2 separate regions of the Homo sapiens genome follow, and region 1 is linked to region 2. A link is an interaction called in ENCODE POLR2A ChIA-PET data of the cell type or tissue named here. Cell type or tissue: OCI-LY7. All regions are shown on one strand. Each heading gives the region's core, and the rest is flanking DNA. Links, peaks and the distances in the headings are about the cores only. Region 1 holds the start of MIR4740 (microRNA 4740). Region 2 holds the start of MIR3186 (microRNA 3186).

Region 1 (9,760 bases), core at 535-8,534, 52 kb after region 2:
AGGACCTGGGCGCCGCCTGCCCCCAGCGCCTGCCACCACATCCCCTCAGCGCACACCTAGCGCCCACCATCCCTGGATTCTCCCGCGGCAGCTGCTCTGGGGCCACGGGAGGCAGTAATATTATAGATTACAACAAACAGGGGCAGCCCACTGACAAATAGGCCTGCGTGAGCGAAACGGTATATTATCCCATAAAAACGTCAGCGGGCGGAGCCCGAGCGGAGTGCGGTCCCACGCCCGAGGCCCTTCCAGGCCCCATCCTTTGCAGAAGGGCCTGGGCTGCGGGTGATTTTCCAGACACTGCACGCTGGCTCTGATGTTTTTTTTGCTTGTTACACTGTGTCTTCGGTGAGGGGAAATGAGGTCCCAGAGGTTAATGGGGACCGGGGAACCCCAGGGAAGCCGTTCCCAGGTGGGCGGGGAGCGGGGGCTGGGAGGGGGAATGCAGAGCAAGTAACCCACCTACCCAACAGACAGGGGCGTGCTCTGAGTCCAAGCCCATTCACAGCACGTCTGCGAGGTGGGGGACACAAGGGGAGGCCATCTCCCCTCAAGGAGGCTGTCCAGGAGCCAAGGGTTTCGGACCCTCCCCTGGACAGGCCAGGACGAGCCTGCCTCCCTCCTCAGGGGAACAAGGCAGTGCCTGTCTTGAGGGAGGGCTTCTTTTTGGAAACCTCTCATTCAGGATGAACCCATTAAGAAGGCAGGCAGCTTCTGTTGTTTGAGGGTGTCAGGAGGGCAAGGGGGCACCCCAAAGGCTGGGCGGTATTTTCTCGAGGGACTCCCTAGGCAGAGGCTGGCCCTGCTGCTACCCAGGAGGAGTCCCTGTATCGCTTCCACAGCAGCTGATGGGCAACCAGGCCCCTCTGAGAAGACCACTCCAAAAGAGGGCATATGCCATGTACTGAGCTCAGGGGGTTGGGGGAGACTCTCCGGTGGGGCGTTGGCCAGGACAATCACAGTAGCTGCCTCACAGGATCCAGAGGGCAGAGGACAGAGGACAGGTCCCATTTGTTATGGGCCTATATTCAGGTATTTATGGTAGGGAGGAAGCCAGACCGGGGGGCCCAGAAGCCTCTTCCAGAAGGAAGGGCAGGGGGGCACGATGGAGCAAGGCTTTCTTCCACCAGGAAAGTATTTATTCCCAGCGGCACTGGCTGAACTCTATCTGTGCTTGGGAATTCCCAGCCCAGGGACATGGACAGTCTCGGGCTCAGACCCTGGAGCTAGATCAGGGTATTCTGGGAAATATAGTCCTTTGGGAGTTAGAAGGCCCTGCCAGGATTGGGGGCGGGGGAGGCAGATTGAGTTAAGAAACAGCCAAGGAAGAGGAGGGAGTAAAGGGAGTTACCCTTACTCCAACCCCAGGGTGGATGTTTAAAACTCCTGGGAAGTGGCTATATATAAACATCTGCTGCCTCAAAAGACACCAGAGGCCGGGCACGGTGGCTCACACCTGTAATCCTAGCACTTTGGGAGGCCAAGGTGGGCAGATTGCTTGAGCTCAGGAGCTCAAGACCAGCATGGGAAACATGGTGAAACCCCGTCTCTACTAAAAATACAAAAAATTAGGGCGTGGTGGTACATGCCTGTAATCCCAGCTACTTGGGAGACTGAGGCACGACAATGGCTTGAACCAGGGAGGCAGAGGTTGCAGTGAGGCAGTGAGCCAAGATTGTGCCACTGCACTCCAGCCTGGCAGACAGAGCCAGACTGTCTCAAAAAACAAAAACAAAACAAAAACAAAAACAAAACACACCAGACGATGCTACTATTCTAGCTTCAGATCATATCCACAGTGGCTTTTCTGGTCAAGTAGTTCTGGGGACTCTTATTTTCGTGGGGAGACCTAAAAAGTCCGCAGAGAGGAGGCACCCCAACCAAACCACCCAGGATGAAAGCAGCATTCAGTGATTCCCCACGACTGTTCTCCGGTCCCTGCCTCCAGACACACAGAGAGAAGGAGAACAAAGGTGCCCGCCAGGGGACAGAGGTGCTACCTGCCACGCCTCAGCCTCCAGGAGAGACTGCAGCTGTCCCAAGCGCTCGCACATTATTTATGCTCACAGCCAGCTCTGATGACATATGTAAGTTGACAGCGAACATCCTATCAACTTGCTGGAGTGTATCCTGATTGTTAAAACACTCTTAAAGGTGTACAATCATTTATCAAATTAAAATAGCCGTGCCTTGCCAGTTCTTTTTCTGCCTTCCTGGATGGAACCCCCAATAGTCTCCATCCTCCTCCAGCCTCCTGGGTAATCTGCCCTTGCACCCAGGCCCTGCTTCTCAGGGGACAATGACCCTGCTGCCAGGAGCCCCAGCCTCGGCATCCCCTCCCCACTCTGGCCCAGGCCAGGGCAAGACCACTAATCGCCAAGAAGTGACAAACGCCAGAAGCCCCACCAATTAAATTTAAACTCATGCAAAGCTCAGTGGCTAGTAAATTATTATTTTTATTAGCTTGAACCAAGTTCCCGTAAGAGAGAAAGTCAACTTGCTCCCATGAATGGCTCTTGTATAATTTATTTAACTCTGTGCTCTTTGCCAAAGCCTGGAATATTTTTAGCTCGTTCTGTTGTTGGATTTGGCTTTTTTATGTGTGTTTCTGAGGGGTATTTTTAGCCTCATCCATGTTATTCTAACAGCCTCCTATGCATTTTGTCCTGTCTGTGGGGGCTGTTGAACCCTGTCTCACAGGGAGATGAGAGAAGATTTCTAAGAATAACCGGGGAACGTTTGGGGGGACGCGCGTTTTCCAGGGGAGATGTGCTATTTGCACAACGCCGTTCTCTGCCTGGCTCACTAATTTGCCTTATTACTCACGTGACCTGGATATTCCTACAGAAAGCGCGGCGGCTCCGTACCGGGATAATCAGACGTGGTGGCAGCACGAGCCCCACTGGGGGAAACCCACATTCCAAACAGGGCTTCGGCGGGGCGGGCGTGGCGGGCCACCGCCGCCGGTCCACGCGGCCCCACATTCCCGGATTCCCGTAGCTCCTTTGGGCTCGCGGCAACTTTGATGTCTAACTCTGTCACTTATGGAGCGGGACGGGTGACGTCTTCGGAAAGTAACTCTTTTCACACCTACTTAATGTTGCTAACTGTTGCAGAAACACTCCATCGTGTCATGGAGTTAATGAGGTATTTAAGAAAATGTATTTTTTTCTTTACAAAAAAATATCACATGATGAGGGAGAGGAGCCTGTGATGGGGTCTTTTCACACTAGGAAATTATCTTTTTTTTTCCTCTGCCAAGTTGGGGGTATTTTTTGGTTGTGTTTTTTGGTATTTTCTTTTTCTTTTTTTTTTTTTGAGATTGGCGGTAGGAAGCACTTTTTCAGCAGGAAAGAAGTAGTTTGCAGTTCTCCCACCAGAAGGAGCCTTCGCCTTTCTCCCACAATAACCCCAGGCTCAGAGCACCTGGTTTCCCAGGCTTCAGCAATTTACACCCCAAAGAAGACAAGAGAAGGGGCGGGAGGGGAATCTGAGCAGATTATTGAAACCAAGATGAGAAATAGTGCCTTGGTGGAGCCCTGGCCCCTGGAGAGGGGAGGCGTACAGACCAGGACAGGAGCGGGCCCAGCCAGAAGCCAGGACGGGGGGCTGTCTATGTGGGCCTCTCCCCAGGCCGGGGCTGCCTCGGATCACACACACACTCCCAGCAGAGGCGCCAGCCCCAGTGGCTCCAGGCAGTAGCACTGATGAAAAATCTTGGGTTGGTTCTTGTTGATTTCTCTTTTCTCCCCCCTAGATTTCACAGCTTTGCCTCCGGACCATCTGTATTAGAGACAAAATCTAACACTGAACTAAAAATAATGATTCCAAACATTTTAATTGCACCTTTTGGTGACAAGGTTACTGGAACAGCACTTTACCATAAAACCTGCGGCCCGAGTCTAAAGCTCCCAGCACTTTCATTTTTAGAAAAACAATGGAAGAAGCCTGGGAGCCCCATGTCCCCACCCATCAGGGCCCCTCAGACTGACATTCTGAAAGTGTTGGGTGGGGTTGGGGAAAGGCAGCCCCGGCAGCCAGCAGGAACAGCCTCAGTCCAGCCGGGGTGGCAGTGCCAGGCCAGACAGGCACAGGAAGAGCAGCCCAGCAAAAAGAGGCAGCCTCATGGAGGCCAGGGCCTCCATCCCCGATGGTTGGATTCTACTCCCAGACAGGCGGGAAGAATCCGGGTCAATTTTCCTTTCCAAGGGGCAGTCAGCAGAGGGAGGGGCGGGCTGGCTGCAGCTGTGGCCTGCGGACTGAAGCCATCCAGGAAAATGGGAAGCAAGGCAGCCAAACCAGCCATGTGGAAGTCCGCACACAAGACGCAAAAAAATTGTTTAACGTAATTATGCTTTTTTCTCTCTAAACTAGATCATATATAGACACAGACCAAAGCAAAGTGATCTGGGGTATAATTCTTTTTTTAAAAAAATACATGCAGCTAAATTTTAAAAACCAATACAATATTCTGGCTCTTAACAATTTCAAAAGGCTTTCTTTCAGCTACAGATGCTTCTAGCTGGATGTCTGCATGACCAAGTTGCCCATCACAAATGGGTTGAACATCTCCGAGCACAAGCGTTCTCTTCGGTCCGCAGGGGGGAGGAAATGGGGCCTCCAGGGACGGGGACACATGACCCTTCAGACCCTGAAAGAGGCAGCCCCGAGGGGCCTCCAGCGCCCTCTAGAGCACCCTGCGCTTGGGGAGGCTGGGAGGACCTGGGATCAAGAAGAAGCAGGGAGGACACAGGCCAGGCCAGAGCCCAGAGCCGTTTCTCACAGCCCTCCGGGGCCTACACGCCAAGAACCACGTGGCCAAACTTAGAATGAGCAAGACAAAGGGCTAGGCCACCCGACCAGGCGCCCACCTACCCGGGTGCTGCCTAGACCTGGAAGTAAGGGCAGAAGGGGGAGAATGCAGCTGGCCTGGACCTGGCCAGGATGTGAGCTGGGGCATGGGGTCAGGGAGAGTGCTGACCTGACCTGATGGGGAATTTGGCCTTGCCTCCCGGAGGGGACAGCCCCAGCCTGCCTGTGCACCAACATGCAAGCCTCAGTGTCAGGGGCCCCTGTCTCTGTCGTGCTGTTACTTGCCAGGCTGGAGGGCACGGTACAGTGGAGGTGGGGTGCACACAATCCCCCTACCCCCAGTGGGGGCCACCAGCCTTCAGCCAGAAGAGGGGCTGGTGGGGAGGCTGGCGAGCTGTCCCTTCTGCCAGGGCGGCCCCAGCCTCAGCGCCCCGTGCACCTGAGCCGGGTGGGCAGCAGCTCCCATGCAGGGGCAGGAAGACAAGCTTGATAACCACAGGGACAGCAGAAGAGATATTTTTAAATCACCCATCGCTCAGGCAAGTGCTTTTTCTCCTTCTCTTTCCAGTTACAAATCTAGAGGAGAAAAAAGAAAGGGAGAAAAAGAAGGAAGGGCAACAGAGAGAAAAGGGCAGCCTCGCCAAAGGCCCAGGCAGGGAGGGAAGCGGGTGTGGGCCAACCCGGGAAGTGCTGGGGAGACCCCTCCACTGGGCGGCTCCCCCATTCCAATCTCCTGGCGCTGCAAATGCTGGAAGCCCGTTAGCAATTAAGCAATTTCAAGTTTGTTTTTTTCTAGAAAATGTACGTTTTTCTTTGAGTGCCCTCCCTTTTTCCGACGTTTTCCTTTCTAGCCCCGTCTCTGCCATCCGTTTTAATCCACACACTAATTGTAATCCCATTAAAGCAGATATAATTTTATTAGTATTCACAGTTCATCAAGCTACCAATAATAACTGTTACTGCCAATTTTGTTTTTAAAAGCGACAAACATTTCTGATGTTTAGAACAAACTGTAAACAAAAGCCACCCATGTACCAGGGTGACCCGGCGGGTCCCTAGCGCAGCCCTGCGCGCTTCCCCCGAATCTACCCGCGCCGCCTGGTGACCTCTAGGGCTTCAGGCGTGGTAGCTGCCCCTACCCTGACCTCCCTCGACACTCATATCAAAGCCACCGGGAAGAGGGCTGCCCTGGAGGCCTGGGCCCGCTCTGCCAAGGACTGATCCTCTCGGGCAGGGAGTCAGAGGGGACCGCCCGAGAGGATCCGTCCCTGCGAGGCCCAGCACGGCGCCCCACGCTCTCCTCTTGGAGCAAATCCGCCTCGCTCTCCTCTTGGAGCAAATCCGCCGCACTCTCGCCTGCACCGAAATCCTGAGCGCCGCCCCGCGCCACCCCCAGCCCGCGCCCGCGCTGCCCTCCTCCCCGGGCCGCAGGCTGAGAGGCTGGGCCGCACTCTGGCCACGCTTTGTCCGGCTTTAGCGGGATACCAGAGGCACTCGTTAAGGCAAATGCATCCCTGCAAACCCATTCTCGCCCTGACACTTTAAGGCTTTATATAGAAACAGGATTTGCTCGTCTTACACCAGCAGTCCCTATTAACGCTCGCCCGGCGCACACACCACTCTAATCCGCGAGGCCGCGGCGTACCCTGGTCCCCTCCCCCCGCCACAACAGCCGTTTTGTTTCCGCAGAAAGCGCCTCGTTGTCCCAGCCCCGGAACGTCTTAGGGAGGTGAATGCAGAATGCAGAAAAGAGGTTTCCGTGGAATTTAGATCTGCAGGAGGGGGCGGGGGAGGGTGGCGAGGCGCGGAAAGGCTTTAATTTCAGCCGGCTCCGGGGCTGCCCCTCCGAGACCCCCGGGGGAGGGTGGCCAGGGAAGGGCCTCTCTAAGCCGCGGCGACGCAGCTTGGGGGGCTGGCGGGACGCGCGGCCCCGCTCAGCGCCCAGGCAGCCACCGCGGCCGGGGCCGGGAAATGAAACCAAAGCTTCTCTGCTCCCGGGAGCGGAGGGGTGGGCGCCCTGTTCCGCTCTCGAACGCTCCCGTCCCGCGCCCGCCCCGGCCGAGCACTGACCTGTGTGCGAAGCCATGGGCAACGGCGACGGGAAGTACTTTCCCGGCTGGAAGTGTGCGGGGGGCTGCGCGGCGGGCCCAGCCGGGGCGAGACGCGCGGCGGCAGCGGCGCTGCGGTGGCCCAGGCTCCCGCGCTCCGACAGCAGATGCGGCGGCGGCGCAAAGTCGCGGCCATCCATGCCGGGCCCCGGCCCCGGTCCGCCGCCGCTTCCTCGGAGCAGCGCGGCCGGGGCCCGGGGGCGGCTCGGCGCGCGGGCGGCGCAGAGGCGGCGGCGTCCGGGGTCACAGGCGGTGGTGGCGGCGGGGCCGGTCAGCACGCGGGAGGACTGGGCTTCTCGGCGGGCGGCCGCGCACCGAGCCAGCGGCCGCTGTGCGGGTCCATGGTCTGTGGAGGCAAAAGCAGAGGAGACACGGGTGACTGGGGGGCTCGGCTCGCCCGGGGGTCCCCGCCCCGCCCGCTCACCCACTCCCCCCACCCCCCACCCCCGCCGGCCCGAGCGAGCGGCGGCCAGGCCGGGTGGCGGGGCCGGGGCGCTCGGTGTCTCCCCGCCGCACGCGCGCGCAGCCCAGCACCCGGGGCCCCGCGCGCGCACGCACCGTCCCGGCCACGCTTGGCCCGGGGCAGCCGGGGGAACCCAGCCGCACTGCTCGCCGCCTCCCGTTCTCGTCCCCGCGGGTCCCTGCAGCTAGGGCGCCGCGGCGAAGAGGCTGCTGGCTCTGCTGGGTGATAAAAACCCAAATCTGCGAAGCCATCACGCACACTCGCACACACACACACACACACACACACTCACACGCACACCCTCTCCCCTCCCCCGCTGCCCAAAGGTGTCTCGGAGGAAAAGGCCTGGGGTCCACACTAGCTCTCCCCCTCTCCCCACCTCATGCCGAGGTCCAGCTTTTACTGCATTCCGCTTAACCGAATAACCATGCTAATTAAGCGAGTAATTTTATTGATTGTAACTCAAGAGTTTTTTTTTTTTTTAATAACCTTCCTTTTCTCCCCACTCCCATCCCCCTCATGCATCTTTCGGCCCATTCTTCTGAATCCACCGTGGTCCCCCCTCCCCAGCCCCAGCGGGACCAGCTCCTGTCCCCAGCATCGCGCTAGGACCCCAGGCCGGCTCCTCAGAGCCCCGGAGGCCCGCAACCGCCACCGGCATCACCTGGGCCGCCACGCCGCAGTGCCCGGCCTGCTGTCCCGGAGCCGGGAGCTTCCTGTTGAGGCTGTAACAATCACCCCGCCCCCCAATCAAATTCGCCCAGGATCTTCCTCTGCGGATTGGGGGCTTGGGGGTGTGTGTGGGGGGGGTGCTTTCAGAGTCAGAATGCTCTCTCTCAACGGCCCAAATCGGCCCTGGGATTTCTTCCTTCAGCGCCTGCCGGGGACCGCGAGCAGAGGCCGGTCTCCGCTCCGGGCAGTACCGGGCGGCCTGGGTACGCGGGGTCTGCGGCGCCCAGCTCGGCCCTCTAGCCGGGGAAGGTGGGCCCGGCCCAGCACAACCTTCTGCCAGCAGACCCTGCCCGGACCTCGGCCACCTAAAATAACCCTCACCTCCATTTTCTTCCACCCCCACCCAACGCGGAGCATCCACTCAGGCGAAATTGGGGACAATTTTAGACTCTGGGTGCGGAGGGTCGGAGCCAGTGATAGAAGCTGCGTGCACCACCGTGCTCCCAGGCGTCCCTCCGAAGGCGCTCCCTGGACGCACTTCACATATTACTCCTCATCTTCTAAATACGTATTGTTTTAATGTTTATCACCTCCAACAAAAGGGAGATGGATAGGCTTGATATTCCTAATTAGGAACTTTGCGGAAAACCTTGTGTTTTTGTAGCCATTCCACCATGACAACAAAGCGATTAAGATGTTTTCCATCTACTGAATACCTTTTTAAATTGCGATATTTTATGGTCCGGGTTCTAAAACGTCTTATTTGCAGACTATTTTGTGTTTGATTTAATCTATAACCGAAAACATAATGTATTAAGTGAATACATATTTGCTCAGCTGATAAGCTTTTTTAATATTTATTCGGAGAGCTTTTGCATTGTAAATAAATGGGTCTACACAAAGAGTTCTCTTTGTCTGGCAACTACATACAAAGGCGTTTGGGGCTCCCTTCCCTCTGGGGATCGCCAGCTCTCTCCCCGGGTCTAACAAATAGCTCGGCTCCCAAGCCCCGATCCCGGCCTGCAAAGCGAGCGCCCGGCCGCCAGGGCCCGGAGAGTGCTCTGGCGAGGGGGCTGCGAGCGCAGGGGTCAGGGGAGGGGCTGCCCGGGCTGGACTAGGGACGTGGGGGCCCCCAGCCCCGGCCGGCGCCTCCCGAGCCCCGGAGGGCGCCGGGCGGGACAAAGGGAAAGAAGGAAAGGGAGGGAGGTCAGAAACCTGCAGCTTCAAAGGCGCCGAAGGCCGGAGAGGGGCCGGGGGCTGCGCACGCGGGGGTGCCAGGCTTCCTGGCGGCCTCCAGGGAGTCGTGTGTGCTGTGCTTTTGTTTTGTGGTTGTTTTTTTTTTTTTTTTTCTCTCCAATAAGAAATTTCAAAGTTGAGAAAGCGCGAGCTGCCGGCGATTCTCGGGACGCGGGCTCGGCTACGAAGCAACAATTTTAATCTCCCACCCCCTGCGGGCGGATCGCAGGCCCGATTGTTCCTTTCTCACCAGCCTGCTCGACTTTTTAAGCAAACAGGAGGTGGATTACTGTCGCCTGCCTGCGCCGCCACGGCTCTGACCGGATTGGAGAGAGCTTTTCTTTGTGTTCTCTCCTCCCGGGGAGAGGCCGCGCCGCGCCTCCGCGTCTGCCCGCGCCGGGCTTCGGGGGCCTGGGGAGCCTGAGGCGGCCAGGAAGTGGGGCGAGGAAGGGCGGCCACACGGCCCGAG
Region 2 (9,760 bases), core at 1,243-9,242:
AGGTGCCACGGGTCTCGGTTGCCCTCCAGGCCCCTGCCCTGCCCCACCATGCCCAGGCCTCACATGTCGGGTGGCTGCAGGGTCCTGACGCTGCCCGCGTACAGCAGGCTATCCTCCTTGGGGATGAGCACGGGCAGCCCGTCCCGCAGGTCCTCCTTGTGGATGGCACACGAGCGCGCTGTGGGCACAAGGTGTCAGCGGCCGGCACGGCCTACCCACCACCCCTCCCCAGGCGGCTGGCACCCTTCCTGGCCCTGCTCACCTAGGGCGGCGCTCTGCTCTGCGCTCAGAGGGCCGCTGTCCTCCTCCTCTTCCTCCTCGTCCTCCTCCTCTTCCGAGAAGCTGCTGTTGTCGTCGAACTCAAAGTCTTCCTCCACGGCGAAGCTTTCCAGCAGGCGGCTCACGGCCCGGCCCTTGCCCTGGGGGCCAGAGGAGTCAGGCTTGGGTGGGGTGCAGGCGGGGTGCAGGTGGGTGCACAGTGGGCTCCCAGAGTGGGGGGCTGCTACCTGCTTGCCGGCCTTGTGCTTCACCTTGCTCAGCTTCCGGCCCTTCCCCAGGATGGCCTTGGCGTTGCGTGTGGCCAGCGTGATGGACAGGGCCCCGTTCTTCCGCTGCGCGTGGGCAGGCAGAGAAGGGGCTGAGTCAAGGGTGGGACAGCCTCAGGTTGACCCAGAGCTCAGGGGCCAGCGTGCGGGGGAGGGCGGGGAAGGCCTTTCCTCACAGGCACCCACCCTCTCCGCCCAGCACCCCAGAGCCCAGCCTCACCCGCAGCACTGGCTGCAGCACTGTGCCCTTGCGCGTGGCCCTCTTGAGGCGCTCACTGGCCAGCTGGCTGCCCTCCTCACGGCAGGCGAAGGCCCGAGAGGGGTTGAAGAGGGCGTCCCTGCTGGGGGTGGCCCCCGGCTCTGCCCGCAGGCTGCCCTTGGCCTTGCCCTTGGCTTTCTTCTTGCCCAGCGCACCTGGGGGCCTCTGCCCTGGGGCCCGCTCCAGGGTGGTGCCCACCTTGGCCTTCACCGACCGCCTCTTGATCTTGACCTCACTCTCAGGGCTGGACAGGCGGCAGGCCCCTGTGGGAAGGAGAGGAGGCCGTCACAGGGGTCCCCATCCTAGAGACCCGGCTGGTTGGGCTGACTGTGCCGGTCCTCCCTCCTGGTTACCTAGCAACCCCTGCCCGCCCCCGGGTTACCCAGCAACCTCTGCCCTCCCCCTCCTGGTTACCCAGCAACCCCTGCCCTCCCTCCTGGTTACCCAGCAACCCCTGCCCTCCCCCCGGTTACCCAGCAACCCCTGCCCTCCCTCCTGGTTACCCAGCAACCCCTGCCCTCCCTCCTGGTTACCTAGCAACCCCTGCCCTCCCCCCGGTTACCCAACAACCCCTGCCCTCCCCCTCCTGGTTACCCAGCAACCCCTGCCCTCCCCCCGGTTACCCAGCAACCCCTGCCCTCCCCCTCCTGATTACCCAGCAACCCCTGCCCTTCCTCCTGGTTACCCAGCAACCCCTGCCCTCCCTCCTGGTTACCCAGCAAACCCTGCCCTCCCTCCTGGTTACCCAGCAACCCCTGCCCTCCCTCCTGGTTATCTAGCAATCCCTGCCCTCCCTCCTGGTTACCTAGCAACCCCTGTCCTCCCTCCTGGTTACCTAGCAACCCCTGCCTCTCCTTCTTCTTCTTGGCCTTCTGGTTGGCCTCCATCTTGACCACAGAGGAGGGTGAGGGCCCCAGCACGGCCACACTGGCCCCGGTGTGCAGCAGCAGCCCTGCTTCCCTGGGTGGTGCCTCTGTCCCCAGGAGACCCTCGCAGTCCTCACTGTCATAGCCACTGCCTGGGAGAGAGGCAGAGGGGTCCTGATGACTTGATGGTAAGCTGTGCCATTGAGAGGTGGGGGAGGTGACCCTCTGGGCATGCGGTTATGGCGGGGCTGTGAGTGGAGCTGGTCACCGTCACCCTCTGGGCCGCTCTGTGGGGCTGCTTTGGGGGCAGGTGCCTGAGGTCCTGGCCTCCAGCCTGAAGGGATTTGTATGGGTGTGGGGAGGGGTGTTTTTTTCTTATACCCTGGGCAATAGGGCACCCACCAGGCAGGGCTGGGGCCCCCTCCCCAGAAAGTCCCTTCCCCTTTTTCTGCTGTCCTCCGCCCAGATGGCCCTCTGCCCCTCCCCCAGCCCCAAGCGGCCCTCCCTTTGTTCTTTCTCAGGCATCTGAGACCTTGGGGGAAGGGGCTGGCAGAAGAAAGGAAGCTTCTATTTTTCTAGGCTCCTGTTTCTGGACACACGTGTTTGCTGGGGGGGGTGGTCAGATAACGCCTCAGGGTCAGCTCAGCCGGATGCTACAGTCACAGGGGCTGGGGCCGTTGAGAGGGCTATTTTTAACCTGGATGCTTCCAGTGGGGGTCCTTCCTTCCCCTTCGGCCCTGACATGGGGGTGAGGCATGCTGAGCCACTGAGCTCTGCCTGGGGATGGGGGTCTCCTTCCGTGAGACCTTCATCTCCTTCCCCAGCCTGTTCAGTGAAAACGTCTCCTTGGACCTGTCACACCCCACAAGCCATGACCCAGCCCTGGTGGCGGCCATGAACCTGCCGCCCCCTCCTCCAGCCCCCGAGCGACCATGACCGGGGCTCCTGGCAGTGGCCACTCACGCCAGCAACTTGCCTGCCTCCTGGGACGCAGCCACGGAGGGCTGGGCTGGGCACCTGGGTGTCTCCCGGCTGCCGTGGCCCTTGGGCTGTGGGTGCCGTGTGGCCCCAGACACCTTGGCACTCTTGGCTCGGGACAGCTTCTCCCGGATGCGCCCCCCGGGGGTAGCCTCCTTCTGCTGGAAAGAGCTGAGGCCTGTGGGCAGCCCTTTGCTCTTGACCTTGGGTTTCAGCTGGGCCACCCTGTGGGCCACGGAGGGCGCCAGCCCGCCCTGACAGCTGCTCTTCTTACACTGCGCCTTCTCCTGTGAACAGGGAGGGGCAGCTGCACTCTCAGGGCGCCCTCTGCAAACCACAGCCCCTGGGCGGTTAGGTGCCTCTCTGTTGATGCCCGGCTCAGAACTGGTACCTCGAGGCCCCTGCCCTCGATCCACAGGGGCTGAAGGGATGTCTGGCCCAGAGACACAGGGCCTGCCCCTGGAGCCTACGCTGCGGCCTTTCCCACACAACCCACTGCCCACCAACTGCCCACCCCACGTAGGGGACATGGAGGAGGCTGAGGGCCCAGTGGCTGTGGGTTGTGGGGCCAGGCTGTTAGCTTTTCTAAAGGGAGGGATAAAACAGCATCTGGGCAGAAGGATCAGCCCCCTGGGCAGACAGGTGAAGTATGCTGGGGCCCACGTCTCACCAGCCCCGCCGAGGCCACGGAGAGAGGAGGGGCAGGAGGCAGCTGTTGTGCCAAGAAAGAAGGGGTGTCGGCAGCCGAGAGAGCCCCCACCACGCCAAGAAGAAACAGGGTGCCAGCAGCGTGGGGAGCCCCCCCACACCAAGAAGAAAGGGGGTGCCGGCAGCCGGAGGAGCCCCCGCCACACCAAGTGTGCCCTGGGCCACCTGAAGAAAGGCAGGGCCTCGTTCCAGGGAGTCTCTGTGAGCAGAGTGTAGCCTGGGCATTTGCTTTCCTGCTGGAGTGAGACGAGGAGGGTGGAGTGACGTGGGCAAGTGGCGGCAGGGCCACCCGGTCAGACCTTCCTGTGTTACACCGCAGGGTCACCCTCCTCCTCCTGCTGTCGGCGCTCGGAGCTCCCCAGCCTTGCTTCGCTCATCTGAGCAATGGGTTTCGGCACAGGGCTGGGGAGAGTCTGCTACCTGCCAGGAAGGGACCTGAAGGGACCTGAAGGGCCCTGGGGCAAGGCGGGCGCCTCGGCACTCACCACGGAGGCAGTCTGCAGGCCCGCATAGACGCTCCTCTCCAGCTTGCTTCGCTTCTTCGCAGGCTCGCCCCCACTGCCTCCTCGCAGCTCCGCACACAGCAGACCCAGGCTTGTCCGCACCGCCCTGGGGGCATGGGGTGGTGGGTGCAGGGCAGATGCAGGCCCGGCCGCCCCAGCCTTGTCCCCCTACTGTCTCTGTAGTGGGTCACACTGTGGGTCACCCTCCTCCAAGGGCCCCACGTCTCGGGCAGACAGAGCAGGGGGTGAGGGGCCCCGGGGGCCGAGCCAGCTCTGACCTCCTCTGAGCACCTGCCTGCAGCCAGCCCCTCTGCCTGCCAACCACCGGCCCTCAGCAGTCCCTATATCCTCAAATCCGCCCCATCCCCCACTTGGCTATACTGGAAGTGGGCACGCTTCTGTTACCCAAATCCCATCCTTCCAGCCTGATAGGAAGGAACGCCCTGGCAGTGCTGTCTGGTCCTAGCCACAGTGACCCAGAGGCCAGGTGTCGGGGGCTGGGGCCGGTGAGGGCTCTGAGGGGCCGCCCAGTGCTCAGGAGCCAGGGCTCTGCTGCTACTGGGGCCTGAGTGGGGCTGCAGCCCCAGCCTTGGCACCTGGAACAAGGGACAGCCACACATGTGCCTGTCTGAGTCTGGGGCAGGGCTTATGCAGGCCGGGCCCGGCCCTTGGCGGGTGTTCAGGGCCTGATACTACCACCCTTAGGAGTGGGGCAGGCACCGGGCAGGTTTGTGAGAACTGCACCCACATTTCCGCCACAGCTGGAAGAGGACGTGCCAACCGGAGTCCCACCAGGGGCGGGGGTAGGGGCAGGTGGGTGGGGTGGGGTGGGGGCGGTGTCCAGAGAAGCCTGGGCTTTCCCCTGAGTCCCCAGGGACCCCGTTGCCGGGCTCAGGCCCTCTCAGGAGCCCATTCTGTCCTCCACGCGGGTCTTAAGGATGGAATTCTGCATCCCTGGCCCCTCCCAGATGGAGCCCTGGACACTGCGGAGGCTGAGCCTCAGTATTCCCCATGCCCCAGAGCTGTGCTGTCCCCCAGGCTGGGAGCTGGGGCAGAAGTCAACTCCAGCCTACATGGGCCCAGCAGCTACCTCCAGATGCCCCAAAACAGGTCCCACCTGATCCCCCCACATCCTGGGCTCCCCCTCTTGTGTGGGTGACCCACCCTCCCCAGAACCTCCCACTGCCCCATTTCACATGGAGAAGCCAAGGCTTGGGGAGTCTCTCTGCCTGTTCTTGGCTAGACAGGGGCTGGGGGCTTGGCCTCTCACCTTTCAACCCCCACCTGCCCACAGGTGCAAAGGGATACCCAGCTGCTCATGAAAATGAATCCCAGATGGAGACAAAGAGCCCTGCCTGGCCCTGGCCTGGCGTGGCCGGATGTCCCTTTCCACCTTCCTGCTCACAGAGGAGGCTGGGCTTCTGAGGCCTGAGGGGCCAGGCAGGAAGCCATGGGCCACAAGGCACCCCTGGGCCCCCGCTCCCCGACTTCCTGCATGGTAGAAGGCCCGTCCCGGGGCCAACTGCCTCTGCCACCACTGCCTGGATGAGTGAGGGCAGGAGGTGGAAGGGTGAGGTGGGGCCCTGACCCTCGGGAAGAGGGGTCCTGGACTCAGTTTCCCTCCCTGTCCTGAGGCTGCTGCCTTCTAGCCAGATCCTGGTTTCCAGGGGCCCTGTCCTGCCCAGCAGTTCCCACAGTGCTGGCTGGTTCTCAAAGGGAGACCCCAGGAGACCCCCCCCCAGGAGACACCTGGGCAGGGCAGGGGCAGCTCTGGGGGGGGGCAGCCATATGGTGACCCCTCCACTGCCCACAGCCACACAGCCCCTCCCCGTAACCTTCTCTGCATTTGCTAATGTTTTGTGACATGAAGCCCTGAGATTAATTTTTTGCCTGTCTTAATTGAAGGAACCATTTAGTGCCGATTTAACTATTATTACCAAATCATCAGGATTGATGCAGTGCGCACACGCACGCGCCAATCGTGTTTGGAGGAGCTCGGAGGATTTATGCAAATGGGCCTGCCGGGAGAGGCAATTTGTAGCCGAGAAGGACAATTATACCAGGCCCGGGAGTGCGCCAACGACTGCGCCGGGCGGGTAATGGATAATAACATCGCGCCGGCAGCCGTGAGCAGCTCCACAGCGTGACCAACGACTTTATACAGTGCAGATAAAGAGGCCTGCACGCAACACCGCCTCACACTCCAGGGGGGCCGGGCGGGGACGATGCCACAGCCAGGTGTGCAGAGCCGGCGTGGCTGGGCCTGGGGGCCGTGACTTCCAGAGGGGGACCCGGGCCAGGGTGGTGCTGGGAGCTGCCAGAAGGGCAAAGCCTGTCTGGAGCAGGGCTCTGTCTGCTGGTCACTCTCGATGGTCTAGGAAGGGCAGGGCCAGGCCTTCAGAGTAGGTGTGAAGGGGCACCAGCAGCCTGGAAGCCTCAGGGGAGCCTGGACCCTGCTCCCCAGCCTCGAGGGCCCAGGGCCGGCCACACGCGCCCTGCCATGCCAGTGCCCAGGACTCACTTGACTTTCTTGCCATCGCTCCTGGGGAGCGGCCCCGTGGGACGTGGGGCAGGCAGCGAGCTTGAGTGTTTGCGCTTCCTCGGCCGGCCAGGCCCCCGCCGTGCAGGGCTCCGTGAACTCTCGTCTCTCCTGGGGGCCGCAGGGGGGATGGTCAGAGGCTCATGCACAACCCAGCTCCCCGACAAGGTTCCAGCCGAGGGCATTGGCCTTCGAGGGCTACTGGGTGTGGGGAAAGATGCGGCCCAGACTCGGCCTGGGGAGCCTGACCCCTCACGCAGAGGGCAAGGCCAGCCAGGGGCCCCCGCCGCCCCCACCTCCTACCATCCACACACACTGGTCAGGTGGTGCCCCTGCCCTTGTTGCAACTGCGGGGTGTCCCCTCCCCCAGAGAATCCCCCAACTTCTGCCCTGGCCCCACAGCACCCCCAGTCCTCCCTACTCCCCCTTCTGCCACTGTCCCCTCACCCGCCACCCTGCGGCCAGCCTCCTGCCACACCAGGCTCTGACAAGCGGCTCTTCCACAGACCCCTGGCCCTGCCACTTGGTCTCGCTGCTGGCCGAATGCCTCCCTCCTTGGGCCCCACTGCCTCTGGGGGGCCTCCCCGATGGACCCTGGTGTCTGCCCACAGGTAGGGGGCAGAGCCCAATCCTGGCCTGTTCCCACATCGGCCCCAGCACTGTGGGCGCCTCCCGGGGGTGGGGGTGCTGCGACCCTCCCAGGCCCCCCCGCCACGCCAGGCGTACTCATGGTCGTGCTTGCGCTGCAGGCGGGCCAGCTCCCGCTGCTTCTCCTTGTAGCGCCGCTGCAGCTCCGCCAGCCGCACGCGCATCCCCACCTCCTGCGTGTCCAGCCGGTCGATGGCGGCCTTCAGGGGGCACACCTGGTGGGGGGGGCACAGGGGCCTGTGAGCCGGGCCAGGGCCCAGGCTGGGGCTCTGTGGCAACGCACTGGGCGACGTGGGCACTGGGACCTCCACTCACAGGCTTGGTCTTGGGGGTCCAGGTGTCCTTGCGCTGCAGGATCTGCATGCGGGGGGTGAGCCTGGGGCCGCTGCAGGGGTTGGCTGTGGGCGGCTGCGCTGGGGCAGTGGAGCTGTCCAGGCCAGCGGCCTCCACCAGGGACCAGGCTGTGGCCAGCGTGGCCAGGTGCTGCAGGTTGAAGGCTAGCACGTCCTCTTCCTCCTCTGTGCGGCATGGGAAGGTCAGCATGGGCATAACTGGGCACACACTGCCCCTCACAGGCTCTTGATGTCAGCCCTGGCCCCCTGAAGCCACCCAGCCTTGAAGACCGGGATGAGGGTCAGGAGACCGGGAAGAGTGAGGTGGGCACCAGGGCTGACACCCAGCACCCCTGTTTTGCTGCATGCTGGGGAGACACTCCCTTGGTGGTAAGGCAGGGCCAGCTGGGAGGACCCACGGGGCAGGGTCCTCTGTGTCACAGAGCAAGACAGGCCCCAAAGCATCGAAGTAAAAGCAATCTGCTCGTTACAGCTTCTAACAGAAACGCCTGTGTGTCCCCCCACCGGGGGGGCCCTGCTTCGAACGGCAGCCCTGGGAAGGGATACTCTGGGGCCCTCAGAGACACAGGCAGTGCTACGAGAGCCCACTGAGGCCTCGTGCACGGAAGCTGCTGAAGTTCAACCGAGTTGAATGCTGTGGCTCAAGCCTGCGGTTCCAACAGGCGTCTGTCTACGTGGCTTCAACCAAGTTCAAAGTCACGCGGAGAGATGGCTTTGGAACCAGGGGCTTCAGCACCTGGGCATCACTCCATCCAGGTGGTGGAGGCTGGCGTCCCCCAGCAGCTAAGACCTGCCATTGCCTGTCCATCTGCCCATCAGTCCTTCCGTCCACTCGCCTGTGTGGACACCTAAAGAGCAATGGCTGCAGGGAGGCCAGTGGTCAGTGCAGAGGGAGGGGACAAGTCCCCTCGATACCTTTAAATTTGAGACAGGGTCTCGCTTTATTGCCTGGGCTGGAGTGTGGTGGCTCCATCACGGCTCACTGCAACCTCGAACTCCTGGGCTCCAGTACCCTCCCACCTCAGCTTCCTGGGTAGCTGGGACCCCAGGCCCTCGATTCCTTGTGAGGAGGGCAGCGGGCAGGGGTTTCTGGATGCAGTCTCATCTGCTGTGACCCTTCTCAGAGGAGCAGCCACCATTCCTCCATCCTCCCTCAGAGCACCAAATCCCTGCCCCTGCCCGGTCTCTGAACACAGTGCTGGGCTCTGCCAAGCCCTTTCCAGCACGCTCCAGCCCTGGGGCAGGCAGGAGGGCCATGGGCTGAACACAGGTCAGGAGGAAGGGGCTGCCAGGGCCGCATCCTCTGGGACCTCAACCTGGGGGCAGGGACAGGGGAGCTACCCTCACAGTGACCGCAGGAACAGCGGCAGCCCAACAGCCCAGGCAGTGGCCTGGGGAAGGGATGGCCCATCTTGGGGTCAGAGCATGGGCCAGCAGAGGCTGGCGTCCATGCAGGGTCGGGCCCAGGTTGGGGACTCAGGGCCTGAGTAGGGGAAGCCAGCCCTGAGGGCTGACCACAGAGACCAGGAACGGGGTCCCCATGGGCTGATCCCACAAGGACATCCAGCAGGAGACAGGAGCCAGACACCTTGCGGTGGGGGTGGGTGGTGATGGCCAGGAAGGCAGGAGAACTGCGGAACCCCTGTGGGGTGAGTAGAGGTGCTGGTATCCCCTGGGAAAGCCCAGGAGCAACGATAACCTCACAGCAACGAGCACCCCAAACCTAGTCTCTGCCTCAGAACCCCACGCTCCACTTAACGGACCGGGGCTCCCCAGAGATATGGCTCATCTCAGCCAGAAGCAGGAGTGCGGGAGAACCCCATCCACGATGGGACAAATCAGCGCCTGACAGCTGGGGCACGCACCTGAGATTCCACCAAAGGCACTGACCTGAGCGCCCAGGCTGGGGCACTCCATGGTGCGTGGCTGCTTCCCTCCTCAAGTATGGGGAGGGCCAGGGGGCCACAAGCCCAGACCAAGGGTTGATCCATCCCCAGAAGTCATTACTAAGAAGCCAGGAGGTGCTCGGAGGGGCAGATGCTGGGGTGCAAAGCTCTGGACCGAGACCACAGATCTGATGGGGACCAAGGGAACACTCAGGCTGCTGGGTCCAGGATCCGCAGGGAATGGGAGGGGGAGAGAGGGCCGAGGGGGGGTGGGCTGAGCAGCTGCTGCCATCAGCAGCCGGGGAGGCACATCTGCAGGCCCCTTCCACTGAAGGCCCCAGGTCTCCTGGGGTCACTGCAGTTGGCCAGAAGCCCCTCTGTGCCTCCCCTGCCCTTGCAGGCTACAGGCGTGTGGCTCCCACGTGGCCTCACCCAGATGGTTCTGCCAGTCCTGGGGGCTCTATGCTTGCCCGGC

Evidence for each region. Peaks named below come from ENCODE experiments on the same cell type or tissue, not always from the same donor. Only the 100,000 strongest peaks of a DNase experiment are listed, where the experiment ranks them.
Region 1: POLR2A ChIA-PET joins it to region 2 with 10 read pairs; 10 of 35 experiments call an interaction of 5 or more read pairs at or near these places.

Annotation. Positions count from the first base shown.
Region 1 is chr17:81,397,040-81,406,799 of GRCh38, reverse strand. It overlaps BAHCC1 (BAH domain and coiled-coil containing 1), which reads right to left. Exons shown (of 28, transcript NM_001377448.1): 2 at 6,883-7,266. The coding sequence starts at 7,060. MIR4740 (microRNA 4740) reads left to right here and starts at 6,022; the gene lies at 6,022-6,084. RefSeq lists enhancers at 658-1,212, 4,004-4,529, 4,829-5,008, 9,388-9,760. In OCI-LY7, for the core only: CTCF peaks have their summits at 1,970 (motif pointing right), 3,447, 4,490, 4,690 (motif pointing left) and 1 weaker place; DNase peaks (open chromatin) are centred at 2,039 and 4,669; H3K4me3 peaks cover 438 bases.
Region 2 is chr17:81,449,472-81,459,231 of GRCh38, reverse strand. BAHCC1 (BAH domain and coiled-coil containing 1) reads right to left here. Exons shown (of 28, transcript NM_001377448.1): 12 at 7,362-7,564; 13 at 7,125-7,261; 14 at 6,381-6,509; 15 at 3,842-3,965; 16 at 2,647-2,935; 17 at 1,640-1,822; 18 at 766-1,067; 19 at 507-611; 20 at 263-419; 21 at 64-178. MIR3186 (microRNA 3186) reads left to right here and starts at 8,044; the gene lies at 8,044-8,128. It overlaps LOC124904084 (a long non-coding RNA gene), which reads left to right and starts at 4,357. Exons shown (of 3, transcript XR_007065945.1): 1 at 4,357-4,672; 2 at 4,828-4,969; 3 at 5,154-5,338. RefSeq lists enhancers at 1,461-2,409, 2,410-3,358. In OCI-LY7, for the core only: no CTCF peak of the experiment used is centred there; DNase peaks (open chromatin) are centred at 2,251, 4,561, 5,301 and 5,981; H3K4me3 peaks cover 1,252 bases; H3K27ac peaks cover 1,404 bases.